Linked DNA regions of Homo sapiens: region 2 is linked to region 1. A link is an interaction called in ENCODE POLR2A ChIA-PET data of the cell type or tissue named here. Cell type or tissue: OCI-LY7. All regions are shown on one strand. Each heading gives the region's core, and the rest is flanking DNA. Links, peaks and the distances in the headings are about the cores only.

What was found. ChIA-PET counts read pairs that join two places held together with the same protein. Peaks named below come from ENCODE experiments on the same cell type or tissue, not always from the same donor. Only the 100,000 strongest peaks of a DNase experiment are listed, where the experiment ranks them.
Region 2: POLR2A ChIA-PET joins it to region 1 with 5 read pairs; 3 of 35 experiments call an interaction of 5 or more read pairs at or near these places.

Annotation. Positions count from the first base shown.
Region 1 is chr20:2,802,429-2,818,555 of GRCh38, reverse strand. C20orf141 (chromosome 20 open reading frame 141) reads right to left here and starts at 3,569. Exons shown (of 3, transcript NM_001256538.2): 1 at 3,539-3,569; 2 at 3,112-3,404; 3 at 2,726-3,018. The coding sequence starts at 3,371. The coding sequence ends at 2,781. It overlaps TMEM239 (transmembrane protein 239), which reads right to left and starts at 2,192. Exons shown (of 2, transcript NM_001167670.3): 1 at 2,141-2,192; 2 at 494-2,012. The coding sequence starts at 2,001. The coding sequence ends at 1,543. RefSeq lists a silencer at 1,636-1,695. In OCI-LY7, for the core only: no CTCF peak of the experiment used is centred there; no DNase peak of the experiment used is centred there.
Region 2 is chr20:2,721,485-2,737,611 of GRCh38, reverse strand. The region is part of intron 6 of EBF4 (EBF family member 4); the gene reads right to left. Among named protein-coding and RNA genes, the nearest start is that of EBF4, 37 kb to the right of the region's middle. In OCI-LY7, for the core only: no CTCF peak of the experiment used is centred there; DNase peaks (open chromatin) are centred at 8,041 and 8,281.

The DNA of each region.
Region 1 (16,127 bases), core at 8,073-10,572:
TGATGCTGAAGGCATCTAATCCGTGGCATGGAGGGTTGCAAAAGTCTAAGGCAAAAATGAACCAGGGTTCTAGGGGCTAGCCCCAAGGCCCTGAGTATTTATGGGACAAAAGAGGGGGACCTTGGGTCTGGGGCTTCAAGAGCAAGGATTTTAGGGTTATACATAAAGCAGGGATCAGAACTGGGCAGGAGTTGGGGATGGCCAGGGCTTGGGTGGGGGTCAGGTGTGGATAAAGTTGTCTATCATGTACCTTACTTGGTAATTACCGATCACTCAATGTTTTGTTGGAGGGGCCAGCAAGTGAACGAACGGCCAGCATTCAGGGCATCAAAGGATTGCCCTTTCCAAAGCCCTTCTGGTGCCTGAGCGGCTTGCTGGGTCAGTTTTGGAAACCCTGGGGCTGTGCTGTCCCCACTCACACAGCTGTGCAAGCATCTGGCACCCAGCCCCAGGCCCAAGCATTTCATAATCAAAATAGTTCAACATCTGCACATTTTGAGATTTCATGGCACATGACCTTTTACATCTTGTACACACTTAACCGACCTCTTGTTTACCATTTTAGGGCCAAAATTCTATCCAGGACAGAGAGTTGATCTGAAAGCCCAGAGAAGCTTCCTGTTCCTTCAACAGTCTTTGGGGTCAAAAGATCTTATGCGCCTACAGAAAGTTCTTAGAGCTCAAAACAACATCTTACAGGTTTTTGGCTTCTACAAAATGCTTCACAAATAGATATTGTCTTTGACTCACAACAACCCCATGACAGAAGTGGCCCACGTAACATTGAGGCTCAAATGAATTAATTGGCCAAGGCCACACATTGTGTAAGTGGGTGAAATGGGATTTCTTGATCATTTTTCCATAACAGACCTTGGGATTCTTAGAGAGTGAGTAGGTGCTGTCTGACCCCAGTTGGCCCATTTCTCAGACTTGGGGATGCAGACTGAGGCAGGAAGTAGGAAGTCTAGGGAGGAGGATGCGTGGGCTGCAAGGTTTGGAGAGCGAGTGAGTTGAGGTCTCCTGGGGCTTCTGGCCAGCCTTCTCCCTGATAGATTTTTGTCACTGGGACCCTCTCTAGAGTCTGTGGTTCTCCTGGAAGTGGAAAGAGGGGATTGGTGGGAGGAATGGCAAGGCCAGTGGTACCCAGGTAGAAGTTCTCAGTGAGTCTGAAGCTGAGACAGCTGAGTGGCTATGAGAAAAAGATGCTGTCAGTTGCCAAGGGGGCCCCACGGGTATCATCACATCCATATGGGCGCTATCAGTGGCTTGGTCAAGCTCTGCCCCTGGCTAAGCAATTTTCACCAATGGCTAAGCCATCTGTCTTGCCCCCTCTTCTCAAAGCCCCCAGCCCCTCACACCAGGAACCTGCAGCATTGACTTGAGGAAGGAGTCCGGGGTCAGGCCAGTCTACCTGTTAGGGACTAGGGGTCTGGGCCCTGCCAAGGCAGGGAGCCCTGATCCCATTGCCCTCCCTCTCCCCGTGGGGTCTCAGGCCCTAGGCCAGGGCTCAACAGACACAGGCAGTGGGATGGGGTTGCCCTTCTATTGATCCAAATCCTGAGTGTCGCCTGGGTGAGTCATGGAGGTGAGGAGGCCCACAAGGCTCAGCAGTGTGGAGAAGAGCAGCAGGAAGGAGGCCGTGAAGAGGAGGGCAGGCAGAGCACTGAGCACCAGCAGCAGGAGAGCCGGTAGCAGGTGGCGCCACACCGCGGCCACGACAGGCCACAAGGAGCTCAGCAGGTGGGAGCCAGTGGTGAAGAGTGCATGGCACAACATCAGTGCCAGCAGCAGGTAGAGTATCCCCTCCAGACCCCACAGCAGGCGCTGCAGCGGTTGCCGCCAGTTCGAGGTGCTCCACCACTGGATCCAGCTCGGGGGCATGTGGCTCACCCACCAGCGCACCCAGCCATGCCTCGTGACCCAGGCTGACCAGGGCACTGCCTGCTGTGGCCCCTCGCCAGCCCCGATGGTATCTGTCTCCACTCGCGGCTGCTGCATCATGTCTGGTGCACCTGGGGAGAGGGCCAGGGTCTTGAAGATGCCTGGGACCTTGGGGGGGGGGGGCAGAGAGGGGGTGCAGGGGTCAGGAGGGCACCAGTGTGCGTGGGGTGGGGCTACAGAATTAGGGACTGGGACTTACCTCTGGGCAGTTACCTAAGTCATGTTGCTTCCTGCAGCGCCCAGGACGGCCTGGCAGGCAGATCCAAGTCCCCACTCTCATCTACCCCCACCCTCCCCAGAGGAGCCCCTTTGTGACCCGGGCTGGGGTGGGGTCCAGCCAAGAGAGGAGTCACTGTAGGGTGTGAGGCCCACCCAAGTCCCTCTGCACGGACCCTCCAGGCTGGCAGGGGAGCCTCGGAGCCCCGCAGATGTAGTTTCTCATGCTTTCTCATGGGAAGCCCTCCCTGGATCCCTGTCCCTTTCCTGCTTTCCCTGCTGGCTGATATCCACCCCTTTCCAAACTGCTCTCTCGCAAGTCTTTCTGTCTGGACCTTCATTCTCTAGAGCCACAGAGGAGGCCAGAGTGGCTGCCCCCAATCCACAGGCTCTGAGGTGGCTGCCACATTCTTCCTTGGGCTCCCTGGCTAGTATCCTACCTTCTCTTGCTGCCCAAAGACTCAGATCCAGGTATCTGATACCTATATTATAGGACTGTGAGGTTCAGGCTGGGAAGAAAGGGGTATCATCCCACCTGCCCAGCCAGGAAGGAGAAAAGGGGGCCTGATGAAGAAGGGTGGTCATTGTATATTTGAAGGACACTGAGTTGTGGGGAGGGGCTCTCAGGCCCAAGGATGGAGGCAGAAAGCCAGGCCAAGCAGGGTCAAGGGCATGCCACAGGCTCTCAGGAGCGGGCCCAGCCCCATGAGCAGCAGCAGCAGTGCGTCCTGGAGGCTAAGTTGTCCTGAGACTGTACCCATTTGCAGGAGTAGAGCCTCCTGCTGTCCAGGACCTTCACCGGCCCCCTGACTCTGGCCCCTGGTGAGAAGTTTGCGCTGTGGCAGAGTGTGACCTGCGGGCCTGTGGAGAGAGAGGGTGGTGACTGGGCTTAGGGAAGTTGTCCACTGGCCCGCCCGCCTACAATGCCCACCTGCCAGGCTGCTGCCCACTTACCTATGGAGCAGGTCAAAGGTGAGGAAGCTGACCAGAAGCAGCAGCAGGGCTGGGCCAGTGGTGGAAAAGACTGCCTGGATTGTCAGTCCTAGTGCCCCCAGCCATAGGACACTGTCCAGGAGCTGGGCCCAGCTAGGGCCCCAGGTGGATACAGGTGGACGCACTGGACTACCTGACCCCTCCCCAGCACCCAGGCCCCTTGGAGGAACTGGGATCGGATCCTCACGTGCTTCGGGTCTGGGTAAGCAGAGCCGGGTCATGGAGAGAGGTGGAGGTGACGGGAAGACCTAGTGCTGAAAAGGATTATAAGGGTGAGAGTAGGGGAAGGGGTAGGGCCCGGGCAGACAGAAGGGTGAGCTCAGAGTGGGGAATTAGGCTCCTGCAGAGTCTCCCCCTCCCCCATACCCACCCAGCAAACCCTCCTCACCTCCTCCCACTTTGGTCAGCATTCTGGGAGTGGGCACCCGGGGCATTGTGACCTGTTACCACGTGGGGCCGTGGGGTAGGGAGGGGGCTGCTGCTGCTGCTGCTCTGACCTCATAAGCAGCTGGTGGCCTAGGTGGGGCTTAGCTGGGAAGTCAGGGATTTCTGAGAACTAAGACTCATCCTCTTGCCTTTGCTGATTCTCTGCCCTAGGGCCCTCCCTTGGGGATCTGAGTTGTCAGGAAGGCATTCTAACCCCATTACTACTTGGGCATCTGTCCAAGGGAGCGAGGTCTGCTTTCTTCTTCCTGTGAGTTTGCAGAGCTGCAGGTCCAGGGCGAAGTCATTCAATATCTCTGTCCCCAGCTGTCTTCCCTGTGGGTCCTTCTAGGGGATTTTTCAGGCCTGAAGTTCCAGATTGCAGAGATGGGCTCTGCCAGGGGACTGCCTGAGGCTTCTGGGGCTGGGCTTCCGCATAACCTGCTAAATGGGGGTGAGAGAGGAGGGGGCTGTTCAGGTATTCTAAGCACTACAGTTTATAGGGGGTGTTATGCATACTGGGGTTCCAGTAATGAGGTAGAGGACATGAACTTAAGAGGACTATGACCTAGTAACCCCCTTATTAGAGGTTAAGGTTACAGTCTGAGAATGGAGTTAAGGAAAATGAACATATAATGAAGGGCTTAGTCACTTGGATTATCAGTATATCAGATTACACTGATCATCTGTAAATGGGTGGTGGCCATAGGGGTCCAGCACATCTCAGTTTAGTGACTTGAGAGGCAAGAGCGGAAATGTGTCATAATTAAGAGAACTTAATCTTTGCCCACATATCATACTTTGAAGGAAAACTGGTAGGGGTGGCAAAATGGGAGACAGTGGCCATACAGCCCCTAGGAGAGGAGGAGACAGAACAAGAATCAGGCTGCATATCCACCTCCAGCAGGCCTTGCCCAGAGACGAGGGTCACCAGCCCTAATGACCATGCACTGATCGCCCTTGGTCTGGCTGTTCTTGCTTATCCAGCAGCTGGGTTTTACGAGTAGATTTGTCCGTAATGGGATAGGGTATAACAGAAGATCCCAGAATTTTTTTTTTTTTGGCATTAAGTTCCAATTGTGCTTGTAAAGGAACATTAAGGTTTAAGATTGGCAATTCCCTGAGCCTGATCAATCCTGGATGCATCCACACAATTGCATTCCTGGACATACAGACCTGGGGAGCATGTCCTGATGAGTCCACCAAGATGAGGCTACTCCATATTGCAGGGCATGGGGGGATCGGAGAGTCTAAAGCTCCTTAAAGATTTACTATGCACCAGGTGCTCTGTATGCATGTATAGGAGAGTTCTGTCTGTGATTTTCTCAGAGTTTATTTTGTATTCAACAATCATTTATTTAAGTGCTTCCTATGTGCCAGGCACTGCACCAGATGGTGGGTGTATTAGGCCATTCTTGCGTTGCTATGAAGAAATACCTGAGACTGGGTAATTTATAAGAAAAGAGGCTTAATTGGCTTGCAGTTTTGCAGGCTGTACAGGAAGTAGGGTACCAGCATCTGCTTTTGGGGAGACCTCAGGAAACTTCCAATCATGGCAGAAGGCAAAGGGTGAAGAGCAAGGGAGAGAGTGGTGGTTAGGGGAGTTGCCACACACTTAAACAACCAGATCTTGAGAGAACTCACTCACTATTTCAAGGACAGCACCAAGCCATGAAATATCCACCCCCATGACCCAAACACCTCCCATCAGGCCCTACCTCCAACATTGGGATTTGAGATTTCAACTTGAGATTTGGACAAATATTCAGACTATATCAATGGGTCATAATTTCTAAAAGTAGAGCCTGAGATGGGGATACTTGTACACATGGTTTATTGAGGGAGTGCTCTGAGGAGGAAAACCTTTCTTTCTATTTTTTTTTTTTTTTTTTTTTGAGACAGAGTTTCGCTCTTGTTGCCCAGGCTGGAGTGCAATGGCGCCATCTTGGCTCACTGCAACCTCCGCCTCCCGGGTTTAAGTGATTCTCCTGCTTCAGCCTCCCAAGTAACTGAGATTACAGGCACCCACCACCACACCCAGCTAATTTTTGTATTTTTAGTAGAGACAGGGTTTCACCATGTCGGCCAGGCTGGTCTCAAACTCCTGACCTCAGGTGATGTGACCGCCTCAGCCTCCCAAAGTGCTGGGATTACAGGTGTGAGCCACCCTGCCCGACCAGAAGGGAAAGATTTTTAAAAATCAAGAGACTCTTCAGAATTGAAGGACATGATTCTCTAGACCATAACTTTCCACCAATTCACAGCCCAATACATGAAACAGGGCAGCTAACATCAAGGCATATAATGAAATTCACATTAGCAGGGATAAAAAGACAATCCTAAGAGCTTCCACCAAATAAAAACATCACATACATCGGATCTGAAGCAAGAATGGTATCACACTTCTAAACACCAATACTGGTAGCTAGAAGACAATAAATGCCCTCAAAATGATGTCTAATATAGAAATGTATAGGTCTGAATGATTATTAATTGGGAGGGTAGAATAATGACATTTCAATCATACAAGGTCTCAGAAATTTGACCTTGCATATACCCTTTCTTAGAAAGCTACTGGAGGATGTGCTTCAGCAAAACAAAGAATTAAACTAAGAAAGAGAGCAATATGGCATTCAATAAATGAGATTAAGCACAGAAAAGGGACGATGAGAAAGGCCTGGGATGTCAACTATACCCCCGGGTAAAGAAAGTAACCAACCCAGCCTGAAATCAGAAGATGTGCTCTAGGAGCGATGTCTCCAGAGGAAAATGAAATCAACTGATTATTAGCTATGTTTGGCTATATTGAGTAAATGTTCAGTTACACTGGAAGCTTTGCGATTGAATTAATGAGTGATGCCTAGAAAACTAAGCAAATGATAAAAACAAAGTAATTACTAACTCCAGGTAGCACAAATTTAAACATAATATTTACATAGTCATAACAAAAGCACTGAATATTGATTCCAAATAGCAATTGAGCTTTACTGAAAATGGAAGGAGGGAGTGTATGTTTGTGTATCTGGATGTGTGTATTGAGGGGAGGGTGGTAGAAAAACTAACGCCTTAATTTCATAGCAGAAATCCACAGATAACAACTACATAAAGAAAAATCAAGAAATGCACAGTGACTCACACCTGTAATCCCAGAACTTTGGGAGGCTGAGGTGGGCAGATCACTTGAGGCCAGGAGTTCAAGACCAGCCTGGCCAACATGGTAAAACCCCATCTCTACTAAAAATACAAAAATTAACTGAGCATGGTGGCAGGCACCTGTAATCCCAGCTACTTGAGTGGCTGAGGCACGAGGATCACTTGAGCCTGGGAGGCAGAGGTTGCAGTGAGCCTCAGCTCACTGCACTCCAGCCTGGACAGCAGAGCAAGAAATTGTCTTTTAAAAAAAAGAAGAAGAAGGAGAAAAGAAAAGAAAAAAGAAAAAAAAGGAAATAGCAAGAAATCTAAGCATAGAGATAAAGACAGGAGAAATAACAAAAAGAACTAAAAGTGCTTGGCTTGGGAAAGGCATAGAGCCGACTCTTCCATTACAAGCCTAAATGTGATTTACCTTTAAAACTATATTGTAGACTGGACCTCTATGGAAAACTGTATGAAGATTTATCAGATAACTAAACAGAGATCTACATTCAATTCAGCAACCTCACTACTGGATATCTACCCAAAGGAAAATAAGTTATTATATCAAAAAGACACCTGCATACATAGTTTATTGCAGCACAGTTCACAATTGCAAAGATATGGAACCAATCTAAGTGCCCATCAACTGATGAGTGAATAGAGGGAATGTGCTATGTGTGTGCATGCACACACACACACACACACACACACACACACACACACACACCATGGAATACTACTCAGCCATAAAAAAGAGTGAAATAATGTCTTTTGGATGGAACTGGAGGTCATTATTCTAAGTGAAGTAACTAAGGAATGGAAAGCCAAATACCATATGTTCTCACTTATAAATGGAAGCTGGCGGGACACGGTGGCTCACTCCTGTAATCCCAACACTTTGGGAGGCTGAGGCGGGTGGATCACGAGGTCAGGAGATCGAGACCATCCTGACTAACACGGTGAAACCCGTCTCTACTAAAAACACAAAAAATTAGCTGGGCGTGGTGGCGGCACCTGTAGTCCCAGCTACTCGGGAGGCTGAGGCAGGAGAATGGCATGAACCCAGGAGTCGGAGCTTGCAGTGAGCCGAGTTCACGCCACTGCATTCCAGCCTGGGCAACAGAGCGAGACTCTGTCTCAAAAAAAATAAATTAAATAAAAATAAATAAATGGAAACTAAGCTGTGGGTATGCAAAGGCATACAGAATGGTATAATGGACATTGGAGACTCAGAAGGAGGAGGGTAAGCGGGGGGTGACAGATAAAAAAAACTGCATGTTGCATACAATGTACACTACTCGGGTGATGGGCGCTCTAAGATTTCAAACTTCACCACTATACAGTTCTCCCCTGTAACCAAAAACCGCTGGTACCCCTAAAGCAATTGAAATAAAAATAGAAACTATGTTGTAGCCTGGATGACATAGCGAAAACTTGTCTCTTAAAAAAAAAAAAATGTGGCCGGGTGCAGTGGCTCACACCTGTAATCCCAGCACTTTGGGAGGCCCAAGGCGGGCAGATCACAAGGTCAGGAGATTGAGACCGTCCTGGCTAACAAGGTGAAACTCCATCTCTACTAAAAATACAAAAAATTAGCCGGGTGTGGTGGCACACGCCTGTAATCCCAGCTACTTGGGAGGCTGAGGCAGGAGAATCGCTTGAACCCAGAGGCGGAGGTTGCAGTGAGCCGAGATCGCACCACAGCACTCCAGCCTGGTGACAGAGTGAGATTTAGTCTCAAAAAAAAAAAAAAAAAAAAAAAAAAAAAGGTAGAAATTAGCTGAGCGTGGTGACACGTCCCAGATACTTGGGAGGCTGAGGTGGGAGGATCGCTTGAACCCAGGAGTTCCAGACTGCAGTGAGCTGTGATTACACTATTGCACTCCAGCCTAGGCTGTGGGAAAGAGAGTTTCTGGGGTGCCAGCTGAGTTAGTCTTCCCTGTGTGAGACACCCATGGGAAGCCATGCGCGGCCTCTGAGGAGAAAAGTCTCCTTATTGCCTTCATGTCTTTACGCCCGAGAGCAGAACCCCTCAGCGGCATTCCACAGGTTGCTCAGGCATATAACACTCCCTTGAAGCAGTGGAGTATAATCAAACATCTTGGCTCCTCCTGAAACCCACTCCCACCCGTTTCAGTCCCGATAAGTTAAAGATTTGTTTTGTTTTGTTTTTGTTTGAGACGGAGTCTCGCTCTGTCGCCCAGGCTGGAGTGCGGTGGCTCGATCTCGGCTCACTGCAAGCTCCGCCTCCCGGGTTCACGCCATTCTCCCGCCTCAGCCTCCCGAGTAGCTGGGACGACAGGCGCCCGCCACCACGCCCGGCTAATTTTTTGTATTTTTAGTAGAGACGGGGTTTCACCACGTTGGCCAGAGTGGTCTCGAACTCCTGACCTCAAGCGATCCACCCACCTCAGCCTCCCAAAGTGCTGGGATTACAGGCGTGAGCCACCGCGCCCGGCCAGTTAAAGATCTTAAGTAGTTTGACACTCCTCTTTGCTCAAGGAAATTCACAGAAACCGCCACTGCTATACATCTTACAGAATGACTCTCCAGTTCTCCTTCACTGATTAATCCTTTCCCTCATCCCTTCCTCCTCCTCCCATCTGCCCTAAGAACAAAGAGCTTGTAAACCAATAAATTGGGCGGAGCCTGAGAACTCTGGGCCGTGAGCAAGCCTCCGACGCTCCGGTCCCCTGGACCCGCCTTTTAAACGCTTATTCTGTCTCTTTCTAACTCCTTTGTCTCCGCCGGACTCGGGGTAACCGCTAGGCGTTATGGGGCTGTTTTCCCCAACATAGGCAACAGAGCAGGACAGTGTCTCTAAAAAAACAAAACCAAAACTATATTTTGTACTATTCTGATAAAAATGACTTAGTTACAAACAAAGAACAAATCAACAGATAGTCATGCTGTGGAGATCAGGAATATTCCTTCCCAGGGTAAATGAAAGACCAATTCCCTAACGTCATGTGGATATACGCTTGTGGCTTAAGATAAAATTACCCGTGACAGCATCAAATACCAGGGATAAAACTCAGTCTTCAACACGCATATGTATCTCCTGGGGTTGAATCCTCTGGAGGTCTTGTTAAAAATGCAGATTCTGGTCAAGAGTTCGAGACCAGCCTGGCCAATATGGTGAAACCCTGTCTCTACTAAAAACACAAAAATTAGCTGGGTGTGGTGGTGGACGCCTGTAGTCCCAGCTACTCAGGAGACTGAGGCAGGAGAATTGCTTGAACCCGGGAGGTGGCAGTTTAGTGAGCTGAGATCGGGCCACTGCACTCCAGCCTGGGAGACAGAGTGAGACTCTGTCAAAAAAAAAAAAAAAAAAAAATGCATATTCTGATTCAATAGGTCTGGGGCAGAGGTGTTTTTTTTGTTTGTTTGTTTTTTGTTTTTTGGTTTTTTTTTTGGTTTTTTTTTTTTGACAGAGTCTAGCTCTTTCACCTAGGCTGGAGTGCATGACACCATCCCAGCTCACTGCAACCTCCGCTTCTTGGGTTCAAGCGATTCTCCTGCCTCAGCCTCCTGAATAGCTGGGATTACAGGCGTGCACCACCACACCCAGCTAAGTTTTGTATTTGTAGTAGAGATGGGGTTTCACCGTGTTGGCCAGGTAAGTTTTGTATTTGTATTTGGTCTTGAACTCCTGACCTCAGGTGATCCGCCCGCCTCGGCCTCCCAAAGTTCTGGGATTACAGGCGTGAGCCACTGCACCCGGCCTGTTCTGCATTTCTAACAAGTTCCCAGGGGATGCTACTGCTGCTGGTCTTCAACCACACTTTGTGGAGCAAGGCTCTCAAAGACCTTGATGTATGTAGGAGAGAAAGCTGGGGTAGAGAGTGATGAGGGGAGAACGGGTGCGTGGGGAGATGCTCCCCTGTGCATCCTGGTCCCATGTGAGGCTCCAACAATGCTCACCTACATCACAGGGAGAGCACCTAGCAGGAAATGAGTTCTGCTTTAGCATCCAGGCACAGGAGATTAGAGGCACAGGCAGGCAGTAGATTCTACTTCATTATTTGTGCAGCTGGACACAGAGCTTCCTTTCTTTTCCTTGATACTGTTTTATTCCATCTAAGTATGTAGGAGTAAGAGGGCTGTGTTACACTGTTTTCCCCACCTTTAATGCATCTGATCAACCTAGGAGCCCCCTAAGACCCTATATTATCTCACTTTATCATCACAGCAAACCTGGGAGAAGGATATGGTTCCTGTTTTACAGATGAGGAAACTAAGTCTCAGGGAGGTGAAACTACTGCCCAAGGATAGCCAAACAAAATACACGTCAGAAGTGGGATGTGAAACGAAGCCTGTATGTCACCAGAGTCACCTATCCTCTCCCCCTCCAACCACCTAACCACACCAGGGAGTTGGCAGGAGATTCCTAGCCCACCCCTTACATTAAAATCCCTTTTAGGCGGGTGCCACTATCCAGTCCTTCTCAATTGCACCTAGTGAGACCACGAAAGATCTTCTACCTGGCTCCTGGTAGATGAGATCTGGCTATACAGGTACTTGGGTGCAAACCTGCCCCTCTGCCCCTGGAGCTATCACCTCCAGATCCTGCTACTTGTACCTTTGCAGCCCCAGGTAGCCAGTGGCAAGGGCCAGGGGTGGCAGCAGGGCTGGGAGTGGAGAAGAGTGTGAGAAAGTGCTGCGGGGCTCAGGAGACACAGCAGGGAACCAAGGGGTCCTAAGGGTTGCAATAGAGGACAGGGGCAGGGAGTGCAGAGTGGTGGGAAGGGGGATGGGAGCTGGGTGCAGGAGACATAAGAGATGGAGCATCCCGGCCACACACGGTGGCTCACACCTGTTATCCCAGCACTTTGGGAGGCCGAGGTGGGTGGATCACGAGGTCAGGAGATCGAGACCATCCTGGCTAACACGGTGAAACCCCGTCTCTACTAAAAACACAAAAAATTAGCCAGGCGAGGTGGTGTGCACCTGTAGTCCCAGCTTCTTGGGAGGCTGAGGCAGGAGAATGGCGTGAACCCAGGAGGTGGAGCTTGCAGTCAGCTGAGATCCCGCCACTGCATTCCAGCCTGGGTGACAGAGTGAGACTCGTCTCAAAAAAAAAAAGAATAAAAGAAAAAAGAGGTGGAGCATCCTGCAGCCCTGGCCCCTAAAAGATTGGTGGGAGAGTGCCAGCTGCTCCACCCTAGTCACTTTGGGAACTGGTCTTTCAGTTCACGGCCTGCCATGTCCTCTCCTGCAAATCCTGGCACTGTTGAGGAGGTCCTTTCAGCCCTGGTTTGTCCACTCTAACCTTGAATATATTATACACACACTTTATGAGAGCTGACGAGGGACCAGGTGCTGTTCTAGGCTCTGAGGTGCAGCTGTGGACATTTGGGTACAAAGTTCTTCTGGCAGGGTACTTACCTCCTGCTGGGGGTGGGGGAACCTGAACAGCCAACACATAAGTAAAGCAAGATCATCTCGGTGTTGAGTGCCTTGAAGACAATAATTTAAACGGGTGGGAGGATAGAGTGTGTGAAGTGAAAAAGTTTGCTTTAGTCAGGGTAGTCAGGGAAAGCCTTTGGGAGCAGGTGATATTGAAAGGAAATCTGACTGAGAAGGCAAATTCCATGCACAAATTAAAAGGCCAGGAGGCTAGTTGGGCTGTTGCGTGGGAGGAGCAGCTAGAATGCCGGAGTGACTGGGGGGATGGGAGCCAGGGGATAGGGAGGCAGATGGAATGGGAAAGGCGTGGGCAGGAAGAACTTGGTCATGAAGACCTTGCAGGTGAACCCACTGGGGCCTTAAGCCTGGAGGAACTTGACAGAATTTGCCTACTGTGTGGGGAACGGCTTGGAGGGGGTGTGGGCTTCAGGAGGCTGAGATGTCCTGTTTCTTGTGCCCCCTCCTTTCTTCCCAACACCCGAGAAACCTGGATGGGTGTGGGGACCAGAGACCTGGAGGTGGCCAGATTGGGCTTTGGCGGGACGCTTAGCAGCCCTCGGGACCTGTTCAGACTGCGGCCTCCCACCTTCGGGAAGCATCGGCGCTGCCCATCTGCCCCTGCCTGGCGTCCAGGGAGTCCCGGCTGTGCAGCGCTTCCCTTGAAATGTCTCTCTGTCCTCCCATCCAGTGCCTGGGACCCGGCAGCGCCGTCGAGGCAGGGGGCTGCGAGGCGGGACCCAGTTGCACGTGGGCCCTGTGGGGTCACTCCCTTTCGGGGGTCCTCTAGCTCTTCACCCTGCGCGCGTGGGGCAGACCAGATGCCTCGAGGAGCTCCAGGACCAGTGCCTATGGGGTAGTCCCTGCCGGCGGTGGGCCCCAGTCCCAGACTGCGGCGCGCTATTTCTTTCTGGGGTTCGTGTGAGCGTGGGCTGCCAGAATGGTGCCCACAAGCTGCTTTTGGGTGATTCAAATCATTTATACAGATAGTGCCCCTGCAAAAAACATTTGCGCAGGGCCCCGCTTACGCCAGAGGATTGCGGGCCACTTCTGGGCATCGCTCCTCGTGGGGATGGGAGCATCTCCCTGGAGAGCCCTTTGCAAAGGCCAAGCGCCGGCCAAAGGCACACCGCTGGACGCGTTTCCTTCCTTCTGGAGAGATGACCAGGAATGCAGGATCCAAAGGGGGTCTTGGAGGGAGGGCGGGAAGGGCATCTCCGGATCTGGGCAGACCCAGGGCTGCCGGCTCCCCGAGGAGAATACGGGCTGGGGGCGAGGAGCCGGAGGGCAGGTCAGGCAGTGCATCAACCCTTGGCTCCTCCACCGCAGCCCCAGCCCGCAGGCTATCGCTCAGGCTTCTCTCTCCGGGTTATGTAACCCCGGGACGGGACGTGGCAGCCGGGTGAGTGAGCGAAGGAGTAGGGGAGGGAAGGGAAAGGAGAGGAGGGGCAGGGCCGGGCTTGGTGATGGTGGTGGTGGGAAGCGCCGCCGTGCCGCCTCTTCTTGGGCCCCTTGGGTTGTCTTTCTGGAGGATTCCGGGACCAGCCCTCTCCCCAGGCTCCGGGTCGCCCCCTAGCCCCCCGCCGCCTCATTTTCCCTTCACTCTTTTCCCCCTTCTGTCCCACCCGCCCTGCCAGGGGGCCTCTGGCTCTGGATAGCTTTTCCTCTCCGGTTGTAGTTTCCTTCCCAAAGTTCTCAGCTTTGCTACCTCGCCCAAGTCATTAGCCGCTCTGAGCCTCAGTTTATCAGTTTGTAAAATGAAGTTTGATTGAGCGGCCACGTGTAAAACTCCTGGCATAGTGCATGGTACAAAGTAGATGTCTGCTGCAGGCTAAGGGCCTCGAGGGGCTAAGTGAAATGTTGTGTGCCAGGCTGGGTGTCAGAGCCCCGGGAGCCGCAGCCACGAATGGTTGGCTCCCGGGTGGTAAAAGAATTTATCAACAACAGTATAGGTTTGAAAAGTTTTATTAGATGGAAAGAACTCCACAGCAGAGCGCAGCGGGATGCTTCGGCAAGAGAGGCCTGAGCTCACTTGCAGGGAACTGAAGGGTAATTTTGACCACATTAGTTTTGTAGGTCATAGTAAATGATTACATTTGTAGACATTTTGGCACCTTGATGACAGCAAAGGTTGCACAATGGGTTCCAACATGCGTGCATTCCGGAGATGTATAGAAATTCTAGGGAAAGAAGCCTGGTACCAGATGTGGCTTTAGATAATAGGAAAGTACCATTCTGAGTTCTTCAGATAAGGTGCTTTGCCTCCTGATGGTCTGCTTGATGGCCACCAGGTGATCCTTGCTCTCCTCATTTTCCCCCTGATAAATATTTTGGGCAAATCTTTGACCCTTTGTATTTCTCCATGCTCATGTCTACTTGTCTGTTAGGATCCCAAGAAAGGGAAAATGGCACAGTGAAGAGGGGTGTCCAGTCTATCTGGCTACTTCCTGCTGAAAAGGGGCATTGAAAGGATTCCTTTCTTGCTTTCTGTCATGAAGGGAATGAAGGGTCATGATAAACTTGTTCATGGAGGGAAGACCAGATTCCATCAAGAGGCCCCATGAAAATAGAAGTTGCTGTTGCAGGCTGGTATTGGGATTGCATAGTCATCTGTAGGTGGAATCATTGTAAGCTGGAAGATATAAGCATTAAAAGGCAGGAATTACCGGCATGCACCTCCATGCCCACAGATTTTTGTGTTTTTAGTAGAGACAGGTTCTCACCATGTTGGCCAGGCTGGTCTCCAACTCCTGACCTCAGGTGATCCGCCCGCCTCGCCTTGGTCTCCCAAAGTACTAGGATTACAGGTGTGAGCAACCACACCTGGCCCCTGGGGTCTCAATTTGTGTATTTATGCATGGCCTCCACCAGTCTAGCTTGGAAAAGGGCAGGGCTTTCAGATAGTTTCATACATACAAAATTATTATTTCTTTTTATTTTATTTTATTTGAGATGGAATTTCGCTCTTGTTGCCCAGGCTGGAGTGCAGTGGCGCAATCTCAGCTCACCACAACTTCCGCCTCCAAGGTTCAAACGATTCTCCTGCCTCAGCCTCTGGAGTAACTGGGATTACAGGCATGCACCACCATGCCCAGCTCATTTTGTATTTTTAGTAGAGATGGGGTTTCTCCGTGTTGGCTAGGCTGGTCTCAAACCTCAGGTGACCCGCTCGCCTCAGCCTCCCAAAGTGCTGGGATTACAGGTGTGAGCCACCGCGCCCAGCTATTATTTCTTATAATTTAGAAAAATTAACAGGTTTTATTATATATTTTTCATTCCCTCCAACAGAGAAGTTACCATATGATCCTGTCTGCCCTTACCTCTGTTTGGGCCAGAATTGGTGGCCTGGTATTGCCAATAGGTTCTATGTTGGGGACAGCTTCTGCCCAGCTCTGTTATTAGGACTGGGAGCATGAGCTTCATCTGCCCATGCTGAAGATCACACGTGTGATTTTTTGTGTGTGGGAACAGCAGGTAGTTAATACCACAAATACATCTTGCCAGGTTAAATCAAAGGCAACAGTTAAAGTCTGAAATTCTTGAATGAACTTAGAGGGATCCTGACTAAATGAACCCAACTTGGATTGAATTTGCAAAAGATCAGACATGATCAGAAAAGGGACATGAACTTGGCTTGTTCCCAAATCTTCATTAGCCACCTTAGGGAGAGGCAAAATATTTTGGGGATTTTTCTGAGGACTCTGTACTAGTAGCATATGTGACTCCCCTGAGAGTATGTGAAGGGGAGAAAGTATTTGGGTATGTGGGTGGGAGATTGACTAGGGAATGGAGCAGATGGAGAGGGTGTAGGTGAAGAGTGAGCAGGTTGAGGAGGATGTAATAGGCAAAAGGAAGGATCATCTAAGACATCAGAACCGGGAAGGGAGGACGTTCCTTGGAAGCATACATGACAATTTGTATGTAATTTTGGGTTTGGATTTGGGGATAAAGCAAAAAAGACCTGAACATATGGGACTTCTGAATCCTTTCCAAGGTTCCGGCAAAAAATCAGT
Region 2 (16,127 bases), core at 6,923-9,422, 80 kb after region 1:
AGAAATGACTCTGAGGCAGTCACTGTGCTGGGCACTGCATGAATACATCCTACTAACTCCACAGCATCCTCTCCTTCCCAGAATCACAGGAGGCTCATTGGTCAGCTCTATTTTACACATTAGGGAACTGAAGCTCTGGGAGGTGAGAACTTGCTCCCAGTTACATAGCCAGACATCCCAGGTTGGCTTGAGTCCCCAGCCCTCAATAACTCTCCACTTTGTGGAGAAAGCTTATTATTCAAGTTGCAGGCGGTTCACTCACTAGCCGCCTCCACTCCACCTATTATGGTTCCCAGGCTGCCTCATGCCTGCGGTCCCCCTCTTCCCCCAATCTTCTTTTCTTTTCTTTTTTTTTTTTTTTGAGACGGAGTTTCGCTCCTGTTACCCAAGCTGGAGTGCAGTGGCGCGATCTCGGCTCACTGCAAGCTCCGCCTCCCGGGTTCACGCCATTCTCCTGCCTCAGCCTCCCGAGTAGCTGGGACTACAGGCGCCCGCCACCACGCCCGGCTAATTTTTTGGTATTTTTAGTAGAGACGGGGTTTCACCGTGTTAGCCAGGATGGTCTCCATCTCCTGACCTTGTGATCTGCCCACCTTGGCCTCCCAAAGTGCTGGGATTACAAGCGTGAGCCACCGCGCCCGGTCCTCTTCCCCCAATTTTCTATGGAGGCACTGTCCAAATCTCTGCTCCTGTCTCAGCATGGAGGCCAGTCTGGCCCTAAGCTTGGCTTCGGCTGCCCAGAGGTCTCCTCATAAGTCCTTCCTCTTCATTAGGGGTCCTTTGTCCTTATGACTGGCATCTCAGCCTATATGACCTTCGGAGCACATGAGCGAATCTCTCTTGAACCCCCTCTGCTTCTCCCTCTCTCAAATGCTCTCAGCTCTGAAAAGAGTGGTGGGGGTTGGGGGGAATGGGGAAGGAAGTGCAGTGCATTCAGGTGGCAAGAGGGAAACCTTAGTCTCACCTCAGCACTGACCCAGCAGGGAGGTTCTGGAACCTCAAGGGGGATTGCCAGAATGGATCTGGACAGAAGTCTGTGCTTGCAGCATGAGTGTGGGAGATCCTGCTGGAAAGCGTGGAAGGAGATGGATGACATTGGGCTAGTTTTGTGGCTGTAGAGGAAAACAGGGAATGTTGCATTGACCAGTGGATTAGGAAGGGGGCTGATTCTTTTGCAGTTCCCACAGCCCCTTTCATCTAATTGCACTTATAATGTGCCTGATCTAGGGTCTAAATTTGCCCCCAATAGAGTAGACCAGAGCTTACCTTTGCCAGGTGGCTCGGACCTAAACTATTCCAATAGTGTCACTGAACAACACCCACCAGGCAGCAGGCACAATTAAATGCCAGGGAGTATCCATAGCCCCCAGCTTCTATCTATCCCTAGGAGCCAGAGAAGAGCTATGAGCCTCCCATGGGAGGGTATGTTTCCCTACCCCTGCCACAGGGTCATCCTGGCCAATCAAGCAAATATTTAAAGTCTTAGAGCTGTGATGTCAGATACAGTAACCATGTGTTATTTCTTAAATTTGATTTAAATTAAACACAATTAAATATTCAATTCCTCAGTCACGGTAGCTACAGTTCAAGTGCCCAATAAATATGTGTGGCTATTGGCTACCATATTGGTTGGTACAGAATATTTTCATCATTGCAGAAAGTACTATTGGATAGTGTGGTCTTCAAGCCTTACATTGTTTTCTATTTCTTCTTATTATTATGTAATTATAGATAATCTCTACTGACCTTTCTTCAAGTACACGAATTTTTTTCAAAATTATAAATTGTTGTTTACATAATTATATTTGTCTCCTCAACTGCTCTGTAAGCTCTCAGAGGGCAGGGATCATTGTTTAAGCCTCTCTTCTCCCAAGCATCCATCATAGTCCCAGCCCCACAACAGGTGCTGATTGATTCATGATAGAATTCAAGAGTCAAAAATTACTGTGACTGGATGAATGCTGGACTAAAGCCCCCAAGGCACTTTTAACTTGTGCCCAGGTAAGAAATAACAATTACAGGGACAGGACTTTGGGAATTGCTAAGTAAAGACCTCTGAAAATCCATTCTTCCATAAAGAAACAAGAACACTGGCAAACATGGTCAAAATCAACTTTCTCAGAACTCTAAAAATTAACAACATGTGTGCAACAACTCAAGGAACATTGAGGCAAGAAAAATGGCTGAGTTGTAATAAGAACAGAAAGCTTTGTGGTGTTTTAATTTGCCCTATTCCCATCCCCTACTCCCCAGCCCTGTTGAAGACCAGCTACCTTGCAACCACTATTGTAGTTGTGAAAACTAGCAAGCTAGCAACCATAGGAAGGGGTAGAGTGGGTTTGGAGCCTCTCAACAAGCTGTATTCCCAGTCAGTTTTCACTCTTTAACCTTTCTAGCAACTCCCTGACAGCTTTATTTGCAGAACTTGTTATTTGACCCGATTCAGAACTTACTTAGTGGGAAAGACCCTATCTTCAGGGTGTTTGTTGAAAACAGCCAGCGGCAATTGCTTAACATTGCAGCTACATGAGGCAGCAATACAAGTTGGGGGCAAATAAAAGTTTGGCCATAATATTTTAAAGGAAAAAGTGGGGAATAAGATGTTCACAGGGGCTCTGAAAAGCTCTGACATATTCCTGGAGATCTAGAAAGCTATGCATATGTGCAGGGAGAGGCACATGCCCAAAAAAGGCATGGAAAGCCCCTGGTCTCTCACCTCTGGTTTATCCCAAGGCCCTGAGCAAGCAGGAAGTGAAGGTCAAGGCAGAGTTGTAAATCGCTGGAGCACTGAAGGCATGTCTTAACACACATACAGAACCTTTTGGCAATGGGTTGAACACTTATTGGCATTCAAGGCATTTAAAGAAATGCCTGTCCAATCATGGCCTGATAACTAAGCCAAGAGCAGAAACTTCAGTGATTATACATGACAGGAAATATAGACTTTATATAATTAGTCCAAGAAAATCACTAAACAAACAAACAGCAATAGCAATAAGAACAAAATTGGGAGGGAGGATCTGATTGCCAGAGTGCAACATTATATGATTAAAATGTCCAGTTTTCAACAAACAATTATGAGACATGCAAGGTACAGGAAAGTAAGACCCATACATTGTAATAAAGCAGCCAACAGGAACTATCCCTGAGGAAGCCCAGAGGTTAGAATTTTTAGACAAATACTTTATTAATTAATTTATTTTTGGAACAGGGTCTTGCTCTGTTGCCCAGGCTGAAGTGCAGTGGTGTGATCATGGCTCACTGAAGCCTTGACCTCCCAGGTTCAAGTGATCCTCCCACCTTAGTTCCCAAGTAGCTGGGACTACAGGTATGAGCCACCATGCCCAGCTAATTTTTGTAGGTTTTTGTAGAGACAGGGTTTCACCATGTTGCCCAGGCTGGTCTCAAACTCCTAGGCTCAAGCAATCTGCCCTTCTCTGCCTACCAAAATGCTGGGATTATAGGAGTGAGCCACTGCAGCTGGCATAGATAAAGACTTTAAATGAGCAATTATAAATATGTTCATAGAACTAAAGGAAACTATGTCTAAAAAATTCAAGAAAAGTATGAGAATGAAGTCACACCAAAAAAATCAATAAAGGATTTCAAATTATATTTTTAAAAACCCATGAAATTCTGAAGTAGAAAAGAACAATAAGTAAAATTTAAAAATACCTGGAACAAGCTTCTCTAACCTGCGACCCACGGGGCACATGCAGCCCAGGTTGGCTTTGAATTAGCCTGCAAATTTGTAAACTTTCTTATTATGAGATGTTTTTGCTTTTTTTTTTTTTTTCTCATCAGCTATCGCTAGTATTAATGTATTTTATGTGTGGCTCAAGACAAGTCTTCTTCCAATATGGCCCACGGAAGCCAAAAGATTGGACACCCCTGACCTAGAGGAACTCAACAACATATCTCATTTGGTGGGACGAAAAAAAATCAGTATACTTGAATATAGGCCAATTGAGATTATCTAGCTCAGAAGCAGAAAGAAAAAAGAATGAAGAAAAATGAACAGAGCTTAAGAGACCTGTGGGAGCCATCAAGCATACCAGTATATGTATAATGGGAATCTGAGAAGGAGAGTAGAGATGGAACAGGACAGAAAAATATTCAAGAAAATGCCCCTAAATTTCCTAAATGTGCTCAGTAATGAAAAACATTATTGAGCACATCTTAAGAAGCTCAGTAAACTCCAAGTAGTATGAACACAAAGTGTATGATCTATACAAAGACACATCATACTCAAACTTTTGAAAGCCAAAGAAAAAGAAAGGATCTGAGAAGCAATGAGAGAGAGAGAGAAGTAACTCGTCATATATAAGGAATCCTTAATAAGATCACCACATAACTTCTGAAACCATGAAGGACAGAAGGCAGTGAGATGATATATTGTGTTAAAAGAAAACAACTATCGACCAAAAAATTGCATGTCCAGCAAAACTATCAACTTCTAAAATGATCAACTTCAAAAATGAAGGAGAAATTGAGACATTTTCAGATAAACAAAAACTGAGAGGATTCATCACTAACAGGTTTGTCCTACAAGAAATACTAAAGGGAGTCCTTCAGTCTGAAATGAAACAAGACAAGACAGTAATATGAATTAACATGAACAGATAAAGAGCACTGGTAAAAGTCACTACATAGGTAAACATAAAAGACAGCATAAATGTATTTTTGTTTGTAATGATTTTGTTTTCCTATCTAATTTAAAAGACAACTGCACATTTGTGGGGATAGGGGATATATGGGAACTCTTTATAATTCCGTCTCAAAAAAAAATAAGAAAAAGAAAAAATAAAAGAAAAAGAAAACACAAAGCACAATGGCAGACATAAATCCTGTTCTATCAGCAATTACATTAAATATAAATGGATGAAATGCTTCATTAAAAGGAAGAGATTGGCAGAATGGATTAAAAAAGAAAACTACAACACAATCCAACTATATGCTGTCTATGTGAGACATACTTTAAATTCAAATGTACAAAAGGCTTTGAAAATAAAGGGATGGAAAAAGAGATAACATGTGAACCCTAACTGAAAGATAGCTGGAGTGGCTATACTAATTTATGAATAGACACTAAGATAAAAATTATGAGAGACAAAGAAGGACATGTTATAATGATAAAAGTGTCTATCATCAGAAAGAAATAACAATTATAAGCATGTGTATCTAATAACAGTCCGGGTGTGGTGGCTCATGCCCATAACCCCCGCATGTTGGGAGGCTGAGGCAGGCAGATTGCTTGAATCCAGGAGCTCAAGACCAGCCCAGGCAACATGGTGAAACCCCGTCTCAACTAAAAATACAAAAAATTAACTGGGTGTGGTGGCATGCACCTGTAGTCCCAGCTACTCAGGGGGCTGAGGTGGCAGAATCAGCTGAGCTTGGGAGGTTGAGGCTGTAGTGAGCCCTAAGGCTGTAGTGAGTTGAGACTGCATCACTGCACTCTAGCCTGGTCAACTGGAGTGAGACCCTGTCTCAAAAGAAAAAAAAAAAAAGCACATGTATCTAATAACAGCTCCAAAATGCATGAAGCAAAAACTAACAGAATTGAAGGAACAAACAATAATAACTGGCAACTTCAATACCCTACTAGCAAGAATGCATAGAACTATTAAGTTTGACTGGGGCCCAACCTAGCATGCAACTGATAAAGAAACTCACATTCTGTGTGTTGAAGCTCTGCACACACAATGTGAAGTGGCAAGTGAAAGGTGAGGTACTCCTGGCTTTAGCTCTATTCCTAAGAATTCACGTTCACATCCCAGAAGCACAAGGCCCATCAAGTCACAGGCAGATGGAGGCCTGGATTCTGTGCCAGTTCCCTGTTCTAAAAGGAATACCATAGATTACAGGGGTTTGCTTAAGAGAGAGAGGCATCTGGTACCCACGGACAGAGAAAAACTTGGTTTGTTCGTAGGAAGAAGGACAGTAGAAGTGGCCAGACAGATGTCCGCAGCAGAGAATGCTGGCTGTCCCCGTTATCTAGCTTCCTTCCTTTCTTTTCATGATAGAACCCTCTGAGTCTTACCTAGGTTGAGGGATGCCCATTTAGACGCTATCTTTCCCAGCCTCCCTTGCAGCAGGGTGTGGCTAATGGCATGAGCAGAGGTAAGGTGGGACCTTTAGGTTATGTCTTTATAAGTAAGCTGCATGCCCTATTTCTTCTATCCCCTTTTGGTATCTCTGAGCCTGTTTGGGCTATACAGATGAGGGTGTCACCTTAGGGGAGAGCTGAGGAAAAGACTGCTTGGTCCTGGATGACTTTATGGAGAAGAGCCACCCTGGACTGATGCCCTGGACTGTTTTGAGAGAACTAAACAAATATTTAAGCCACCACATTTGGGGATTCTTTGTCACAGCACATTATGCTAACTTACAGTGTCATCAAACAGCAAAGCTGGGCTGGGCACAGTGGCTCATGCCTGTAATCCCAGCGCTTTGGGAGGCTGAGGCGGGCGGATCACGAGGTCACGAGATTGAGACCAGCCTGACCAACATGGTGAAACCCCGTCTCTACTAAAAATACACAAATTAGCTAAGCATGGTGGCACATACCTGTAATCCCAGCTACTCGGGAGGCTGAGGCAGGAGAATTGCTTGAACCCTGGAGGTGGAGGTTGCAGTGAGCCGAGATTGCGCCACTGCACTCCAGCCTGGTGATGGAGCGAGACTCCATCTAAAACAAACAAACAAACAAAAAACCCAGCAAGGCTGGTAGGAGGGAAATGAGATGGGCTTTATGATTGGAGCACTGACTGATAGGATGGTATATAAGAAGTCTGGTGGAGAAGAAAGCGAATGCTTTCTACCAGCAGAGCTGCTGCACAGCCGACAGGGCCCTGCGCGTCCTGTTTTTGCAGAGGGTGGACAGGCCAGCTTCGCATGCCTAAAGGGAACAGTGCTTCATGTATGTGTGCTCATGAGTCTCTCCAGCAGTTAAGGGGACAGCAGAGTCCACAGAGCTTGTTTTGAGTGATATGGTGGCTTAAGGATTACTTGTATAGGGGACGTCATTGTTGCCTCACCCCAACCCCCTTTACTGGGGGTAGTGAGTTGAATGGTGGCCCCCCCAAAAGTTATGTCTACATCCCAGAACCTGTGAAACTGACTTTATTTGGAAAAAGGGTCTTTGCAGGATCTGGAGATGAAATCAATTTGGATTATCTGAGTGGGCCCTAAATTTAGTGATGAAGTCCTTATAACAATAGGATAGAGGGAGATTAGACAGAAGAGGAAGAGGCACTGTGAAGATGAAGGCAGGGATTGGAGTGATGCCGCCACAGGGACTGCCAACAGAATCCAGAAGCTAAGAGAGGCAAGGGAAGATTCACCCCTAGGGCCTTTGGAGGGAGCACGGACCTGCCAACACCTTGCTTTTAGACTTGGCCTCCAGAATGGGGAGATAATTAACATCTGTTTTAAACCACCAAGCTTGCAGTAATTTGTTAGGACAGCCTTAGGAAACTAATACACTAAGCAAGTGCATTCATCCCCCAGCTGCAAAGTGCCCTCAGCCACAGGGCACCTGGAAATGCCAGGGGTGGTTATTCCCTCACCATAGGGCTGGCCGGCAGCCTCTGACTGACTTGCTCTCAAAGAGCTGCCAAAGACTGTGTCCTTGCCACAGAGTGGGATCCACATTCCAGAGCTTCCAGTGGCTCTGAGGCTGGAGGTTGGACTCCAGTTCAATGCACATCCTTACTCAGCTCTGCTGCCTGCCTCCTCCTGCTTCCTTCACTCCCTGTGAGGGAGGAAATTGAATCCCCACCTCAGGTTCTGCTTCTAGAGGGTAACAATCTCTATAGATAGTAACAACCTCTACTTACTACTCTTTGTGTAATAGGATGTGAAAACGGACTCTTTTTGTCTTGGTTTCAGCTGAGGTCTCAAAGTTAAGAACGACAATGTAGCTGCTGGACCACCTATGCTACCCGGTCATAGACTGTCCTTGAGCTCATCATCTCTCTCTAGGGTGAAAAATAGGAACTGTGGTAGGTGGAGCTCTCAAGATGCTGTAGCTCCCCCCATCTCAATGGGGAGGAAGTGTGGGGTGTGTCTGTCTCACTTCGGCCTAGTAGGGGAGCTTCAAAAGGACTGCTTGCAGAAGTTGACAAGCATCCACTAGAATTCAAAGAGCAGAGAGATCCATACTAAATTCATACTTGTGAAGTTTATCAGCAAGAGGCTGGGGAAAGGCAAGCTCATCCTGAGTAGCTAAGCGGGGCCAGACATTGGTGGGGGTGGCTTTAAGAACCGGATGCTGTTTCAGAGCTGATTAGGGCAAGGACCATGCCTGTTTTTCATCAGCCAGATTTGGGTTCTTTGAGCGTGGCTGGCTGTGAACTGTTGCGAAAATGCGCTCAATAGGAGTCGGCGAAGGCTTTCAGTCAGGAGTTCTTAACCTTTTTTTTTTGGTGCCATGGACCCATTGAACCCATTCTCAGCATATTGTTTTCATATGTACAAAATAAATTCATAGAATTATAAAATAAACCAATTATATTGAAAGTTATCAAAAAACATTTTAAAATGGTTATATAGTTATATTCACACTTTATTAATTTATTAAGTAATAAGATCTAGTAGCTGTTCTAACAACTACAGTAATCTTGAAGTGGCAGTGAGTATAATGGGATTTCAAAATATCTGCAACAGCTCTACTATGATATGGAAATTAACCATTCTAGTGATAAAATTACACAGAGTATTAATACTATGGTGATCTGTTGCCCATTCCCACCATTGAAGGAATGCTAAAGATTAGCTAAAGGTTTCCAGGACTGGAAACTGTGTAAAAAAAAAATGGAATTTTCCCATCTAAGTTCCCAGAACTCTACCTATGGACCCACAGGTATTCTTGTAGACCTCAGGTTAGGAATCCTGCTGTGGATAAAGAATCAGGTCTAGAAGCTGAGGGGATCACAAAAGGCCATCAGAGGGTCCTGGATGGGGGATTTGAGAGATCTACAAAAGCTCAGAAAGAAAGCCAGGGTTATTCACCATTTCCAGAGGCACAAATGACAGATTGCCACTGTGTCACCTAGGAACACCTTGTCCCTTCAACCCCCCGCCCCCGAACCTCTTTTCCCTTCAGCCACCTCAACCATGGAGGTGACTCTAGACTACAGGTAATAAGTAGGGGTGAAGGTGAATGAAGAAAGGGAGAAGACCCTTTTACCAAACCCATCCTCACCACTAAACCCAAGGCAGGACCAAGCCAGGATGACGAGATGCTTTAGAATCAGACAATCTCTGGAGTTTGTTACACTCCTCTGGACATTTTCTTACCTAAGTGATCAGAGGATTTTTATTTCATGAGAGTGGTGGAAAAAAGATGAAGGAATAGTCCATTATTTCATCCAGGGATGGAGAGAAATGATCTCACCGAGCAGGTTTATAGGGCAGTTGTTAGAAATGGTAAAGCTGCTTTTGTTTGCACCCTTCTTAGTGCAACTTATACAATAAATGAATTACATTTTCAAAGCACTTTAAAGACTTGGTATCATAAATATTCCATTTCCTCCAGGTTAATCTGAGTTAAACATGATTTCAATAAAAGTGACACAATTAATAGGGTGAAAAGGCAACCTGTAGAATGGGATAAAATATTTGCAAGTCATATATCTGAGGAGGGGTTACTATCTAGAATATAGAAGGAACTCCTAACACTCAACACTCAGAAAACCCCCAAATAATCCAATTTAAAAATAGGCAACGGATCTCAATGAACATTTCTCCAAAGAGCATGTACAAATGGTCAAGAAGCATATGAAAAGATGTTCAACATCATTAGAGAAATGCAAATCAAAATTATAATCAAATATTACCTCACACCCATTAGGATGACTACTATAAAAAAGATGATAAGTGTTGGCAAGGATGTGGGGAAACTGGAAACTTTGTTGGTGGGATTTTTAAATGGTGCGACCTTTTAAATAGAAAACAGTATGGTGGTTCTTCAAAAAATTAGAAATAGAACTACCATTGATTCAGCAATTCCACTTCTAGGTATACAGCTGACCCTTGAAAAACACAGGTTTGAACTGTCTGGGTACACTTATATGTGGATTTATTTTAACCAAATGCAGATTAAAAAATACAGTATTCAAAGGATGCAAAACCTGCTTATCAGAGGGATGACTTTTCATATATGCATTTCTGCAGGGACAACTGTGGCACTTGAGTATTCACAGCTTTTGGTACATGTGTGGGCAGGATGGGGAACCTGGCCAATCCCTGCATATACTGAGGGATGACTGTATATCCAAAAAAATGGAAAGGAGTAAGATCTCAGAGAGATATCTGCACACCCATGTTCATAGCCAAGAGATAGAAGCAACTGAAGGGTTCATTGATGGATAAATGTAGTATATACATACAATGCGATGTATGTATATAATAAAATATATATACATGTTATAAACATATAATATATAATAAAAGGTGGTATATACATATAATGGAATATTATTAAGCCTTAAAAAGGAAGGCAATCCTGTCACATGTTACATGAATGAACCTTGAGGACAGTATGCCAAGTAAAATAAGCCAGTCGCAAAAAGATAAATGCTATGTGAGTCCACTTATGTGAGGAGTCTAAAGTAGTCAAATTCATAGAAACAGAGGGTAGGATGGCAGCTACTACGGGCTGGGGGGAGAGGGAGATGGGGAGCTGCTTAATAAATATAGAGTTTCGGGTTTGCAAGATGAAAAAGTTCTGGAGATCTGTTGCACAACAATTTGAATATAACACTACCGAACCATACTCTCATGAATGTGAAGATGGAAAATTTTACGTTATGTGTTTTTTACCACAACCTAAAAAAATGACACCAAGAAGTTATGTTTTGGTGATCTAGATAATCTAATTGTAAAGTTTGTGTAACAAATAATCAAGAATATTTGGGAAAATTCTAAAATATAAGAGTAATGGGGGAAAAGGACTAGATCTACCAGTTATTAAAACACGTTTAAATCTTCAAAAATTGAAACAGCATCATATTTCTTTTTTTTTTTGAGACAGGGTCTTTCTTTCTCACCTAGGCTAGAGTGTAGTGGTACAATCATAGCTCACGGTAACCTTGAACTCCTGGGTTCGAGTGATCCTCCAACTCAGCCTCTTGAGAAGCTGAGGCTACAGGAGTACACCATCACCCCTGGCTAATTAAAAAACATTTTTGTAGAGACATGGTCTCACCATGTTGCCCTGGCTGTTCTCAAACTCCTGACTTCAAGTCAGGATTCTCCTGCCTCAGCCTCTCAGGTAGCTGGTACTACACCTCACCTCCTGCCTTGCCCTCCCAAAGTGCTGGGATTACAGGCATGAGCCACTTTGCCTGGCCACAGCATCATATTTCCCCATGAAAAACAGATGGAATAATAAAATTGAATGAAAAGTCCAGAAAAACATACAATTACATTTGGGAACTTGGAATATGATGTGATTGATATTTCCAATTGATGGAAGAAAGATGGATTATTAAATAAATGCTCTTGGGGCAACTGGAAGCCATAAGAAAAAAAAATACATGTAGAGCCTTATTTTCTACCTTTCACCAGTGTAAATTCTGAATGAATGAGTTCCTCTTCTAGGATAATAGCAGACTACATATCTTGAGGTCCCCCCGGCAATAGAACTAGATACCAGGCTTTCATAAAAACGGTAAGGGAAATTGCCAAAGATACTAAAAAACAAAAATAAGTGAGTTGAAATCTAATTGGGAGCCATAAGCTATGAGCTAACACAAATACACAAATATCAGAACTGTACTTGTGGCAAATGCCAATATAAACACCGGGATGGAGAATAGGAACCACCTGAGAGGAGGGCCCTGGATCCTCTGAGGAACCTAGAAAAGTCTGAGGTTGGTAGCACCCCTTGTTCCAGGCAGAATCAGACAAAATTCTTCTGGGGGAAAACATACCCGGTTTGGGGCCAGATTTGGTTCAACCAAATATAAACTAAAATAACCACCACCACATCAATAACAAAAAGACCAAACACAGAAACAAGCCACCATGAGTAATAGCAGAAATAATGGACAACAGATTTAAAGCCCCAAGGACTTCAGATATTGAAATTACCAAATACAGAATGTAAAATAACTACAAAACATTTAAAGAAATAAAAATCAACTTAGAAATATGAGCAAGCAAGAAGAGACCATGCAAAATAACTAGACATATTGCAAAAGATCTAAATAAAACTTTCAGAAATAAAAAATAGAATCATTGAAATAAAAAACTCATGGGATAAATTAAAAATTAGATACAGCTAAAGAAATAATTAATGACTTGAAAGATGAATGAAAAACAATTACCCAGAATGCAATATGAAGAGAAAAATAGGTGGGAAATATAAAATTGTTTAGGATACATGGAGGATGAAATAAAAAGATCTAAATTGGAGTGTTCTTTGGAGTGCCAGAAGAGAAAAGAGAGAAAGCAAATGAGATGTAACATTAGGAGAGACAAAGGCTAAGAAATTTGCAGACGTGGTAAAAGATGTATATCCATAGATATAAATAAGCCAACACATTCTAAGCAGAATTTTTAAAAATCCACACCTAGACATACCAGAGTGAAACTGAAGAACTTTAAAGACAAAAAGAAGCTCTCATATACTGCCAGAGAGAAGAGTGAGTTTATCTACAAAAGAATGACAATTATGCTGAACTTTTCTTTTTCTTTTTTGAGAAAGGATCTCACTCTGTTGCCCAGGCTGGAATGCAATGGTGCCATCATAGCTCACTGTAATCCCCAGCTCCTGGGCTCAGATGATTCTCCTGCCTCAGCCACCCAAGTAGCTGGTACTACAGGCATGCACCACAACACATGGCTAATTTTTTAATTTTTGTAGAGATGGGGTCTCACTATGTTGCACAGGCTGGTCTCAAACTCCTGGGCTCAGGTGATTCTTGTACCTCGTCATCCCAAAGTGTTGGGATTAAAGGCATGAGCCATCATGCCTGGCATGCTGGACTTTTCAACAACAAAAATGGAAATATATTCAAAGTACTAAGTAAAAAATAACTGTCAATGTGGAATTGTGTTCCCAGAACAACCATCTTTCAAGAAACGGAGTCATACAAAGACAAAAGTGAGAACACAATTTATTACCAGCCAATCTTTTCAAGGAACTTCTAAAAGATGTACTTTAGAAAGAAAGAAAATGGCCCTCCAAAAAGCTGCAAAATGCAAGAAGGAAAAGGTGAGCAGAAAATTTAGCAGAGTTAAAAAAAATTATTCATATATAATAAAAAAGCATAACAATGATATGCAGCTTTAAAAAATAGGGCAGGTGTGATAGAATGGCCTAAGATCAGTAGTGTACTGGTTAATGTTTAACAACCATTTCCAAATTTTCAGGGTGCAAAACTCTGATTTATAGTGTTGTTGATTTCCATGGTTATATGTTCCCAGCATGGTTGATTTCAAACTGCCAATGGGTGTCACTGAATATAAAACTGAGAAGAGATGCTAACAATCAGCTCTTGTGAGCCAGTATAAACCAGCTCCAACACATCATTGCTAAAAACTGTAATATTAGTCAGGAAAGGAATTATGACTTTCTTAAGAATATGTAGTAAATTTCAAGGGCAATAACTCAAAGGATAGAATTGAAGTGAATACAGTTCCAAACCATTAAAGAAGAGAAAATGAGATAAGAAACACACACACATCAAATGAAATACTTAATTTTTTAAATGACAGGAAATGAAAACAAAGAAACATAGAAGTGGAACAAATAGAAAGCACAAAGCAATATGGTAGAAAATGGTTAAAATATATTGTACATATTAAAGATATAAAATTTTTATTTGTCACCTATACACCAATAAAATTGAAAAAAATATAATCTCAATAAAGTAAATGAACTAAACTTGCCAGTTAAAAAATAGACTAGATTTAAAAAATCCAGCAACGTGCTATTAAAAGAGAAACATCTGGCCGGGCGCGGTGGCTCAAGCCTGTAATCCCAGCACTTTGGGAGGCCGAGGCGGGTGGATCACGAGGTCAGGAGATGGAGACCATCCTGGCTAACACGGTGAAACCCCGTCTCTATTAAAAATACAAAAAATTAGCCGGGCGTGGTGGCGGCGCCTGTAGTCCCAGCTACTCGGGAGGCTGAGGCGGGAGAATGGCGTGAACCCGGGAGGCTGAGCTTGCAGTGAGCCGAGATTGCGCCACTGCACTCCAGCCTGGGCGACAGAGCGAGACTCCGTCTCAAAGAAAAAATAAAAAAAAATAAAAATAAATAAAAGACAAACATCTAAACATAAGGACACATAATGGTTGAAAATAAATGCAGAGTAAAAAGTATCTGAGGCAAATATCACCAAAAGTGTTTTGAGGGAGCCTGTAAATAATATCAGATAAAACAGACTTTGAAGCAAAAGTATTATTAGAAATAAAGTATCAATGAATACTGATAAAAGGTTCAATTCAGAAGGAAGTTATAAAGTTTTTAAAAGCCTGTCCACAATTTATCGAATAGTAATAATATATATGTGTCAAAAATTGATGGAACAACAGGGAAAAGCTGAAAACTCATGCGGGAGATTATAACCTCATCTATCAGTTTCCAATAGATCAAGCAGACAATTATAAGTAAAGATAGACTTGAACAACACAATCTTGATTTAATGGACATGTGTAATATAGTAGATCCAATAAGACACACGATTAGGTTAGAAATTAGTGACAAGAGATAACTAGAAAAATACCACATATTTGGAAATTAAGAAACACACTTCTGCTCTAGCCAAGATGGAGTAACGGAGACCACATTTACCTGTATCCTGAAAACAAAACAAAACAAAACATACCAGATGAAATAAATAAAACATTTTTCAAGACAATAGATATTACACAATGAAGGGCAGTGATCCCCAAGAGATGAGAAATAAACAGGCTAAACCTTACAAATATCCCAGCATAATGCTCTGAGTGTTTTCAGGCTGTGGCATAGGGAGAAGGAACTGAGGCACTTCCCAGCAGACTCCCAGAGTTGAGGAGATAGAGCTCAGGGTCCAGGGAGACCAAGGTAGCTAGATTTCTTGGAGAGGAGACAGCTGCATACAAAGAGTATCCTAGAGATTTGCGGAGGAACCTCCTTGAACATTTAGTAGAGTACTGATAAAGGCATGCATGTGAGAAAACTATCTGAAGCCAAGTAAAGAATTACTCAAAACGAATAAAGGAAGCATGACTTGGTGCTCACATAAGGATGAAAATAGTGCTTGTTTCTACCAACTAGACTGAAAAAAAAAAACACCTCGTAATTCATAGGGCATTGGGTAGAGTACTCAGGAAAGTCTTACTTTAGTAGTGAGGAATAATTAGCCCCAGACTGAGTACTCTGTGGACCATCTAAGAAATCATAAAAGCAAGGCTCAATGAGGGCAGTGGCACATACCTGTAGTCCTGGTTACTTCAGGAGGCTGAGGTGGGAGGACTGCTCGAGCCCAGGATTTCAAGTCCAACCTGGACAACATAGTGAGACTCCCATCTCAAAAAAGAAAAAACAAAAACAAAAACAAGACCAAGGCTCAAAAAGACAAAACTGGTTCCAAGTAATTTAACTACATCCCAGAACAAAGCTCAAGATTTACAGAAATACAAAAATATCTACTACCCAACAAGAAAAAGTTCACAATATCTGACATCCAATTACACATTACCAGGCATGCCAAGATGCTTAAAAAAAGATCTGTAAGGAAGAGAATAATCAGTCAATTGAAACTGACTCAGAACAGACACAGATGTTAGAATCAGCAGAAAAATATAATAGAAGAGTTATTATAACTGTGTTTTATATGTTCAGAAAGTTAGAGACATGGGGCCAGGTGCAGTGGCTCACACCTGTAATTCCAGCACTTTGGCAGGCTGAGGCAGGCGGGTCACCTGAGGTCAGGATTTCGAGACCAGCCTGGCCAACATGGTGAAACCCTGTCTCTACTAAAAATACAAAAATTAGCTGGGCATGGTGGCACTTGCCTGTAAACCCAGTTACTCGGGAGGCTGAGGCAGAAGAATCACTTGAACCCAGGAGGTGGAAGTTGCAGTGAGCCGAGATCGTGCCACTGCACTCCAGCCTGGGTGACAGAGCG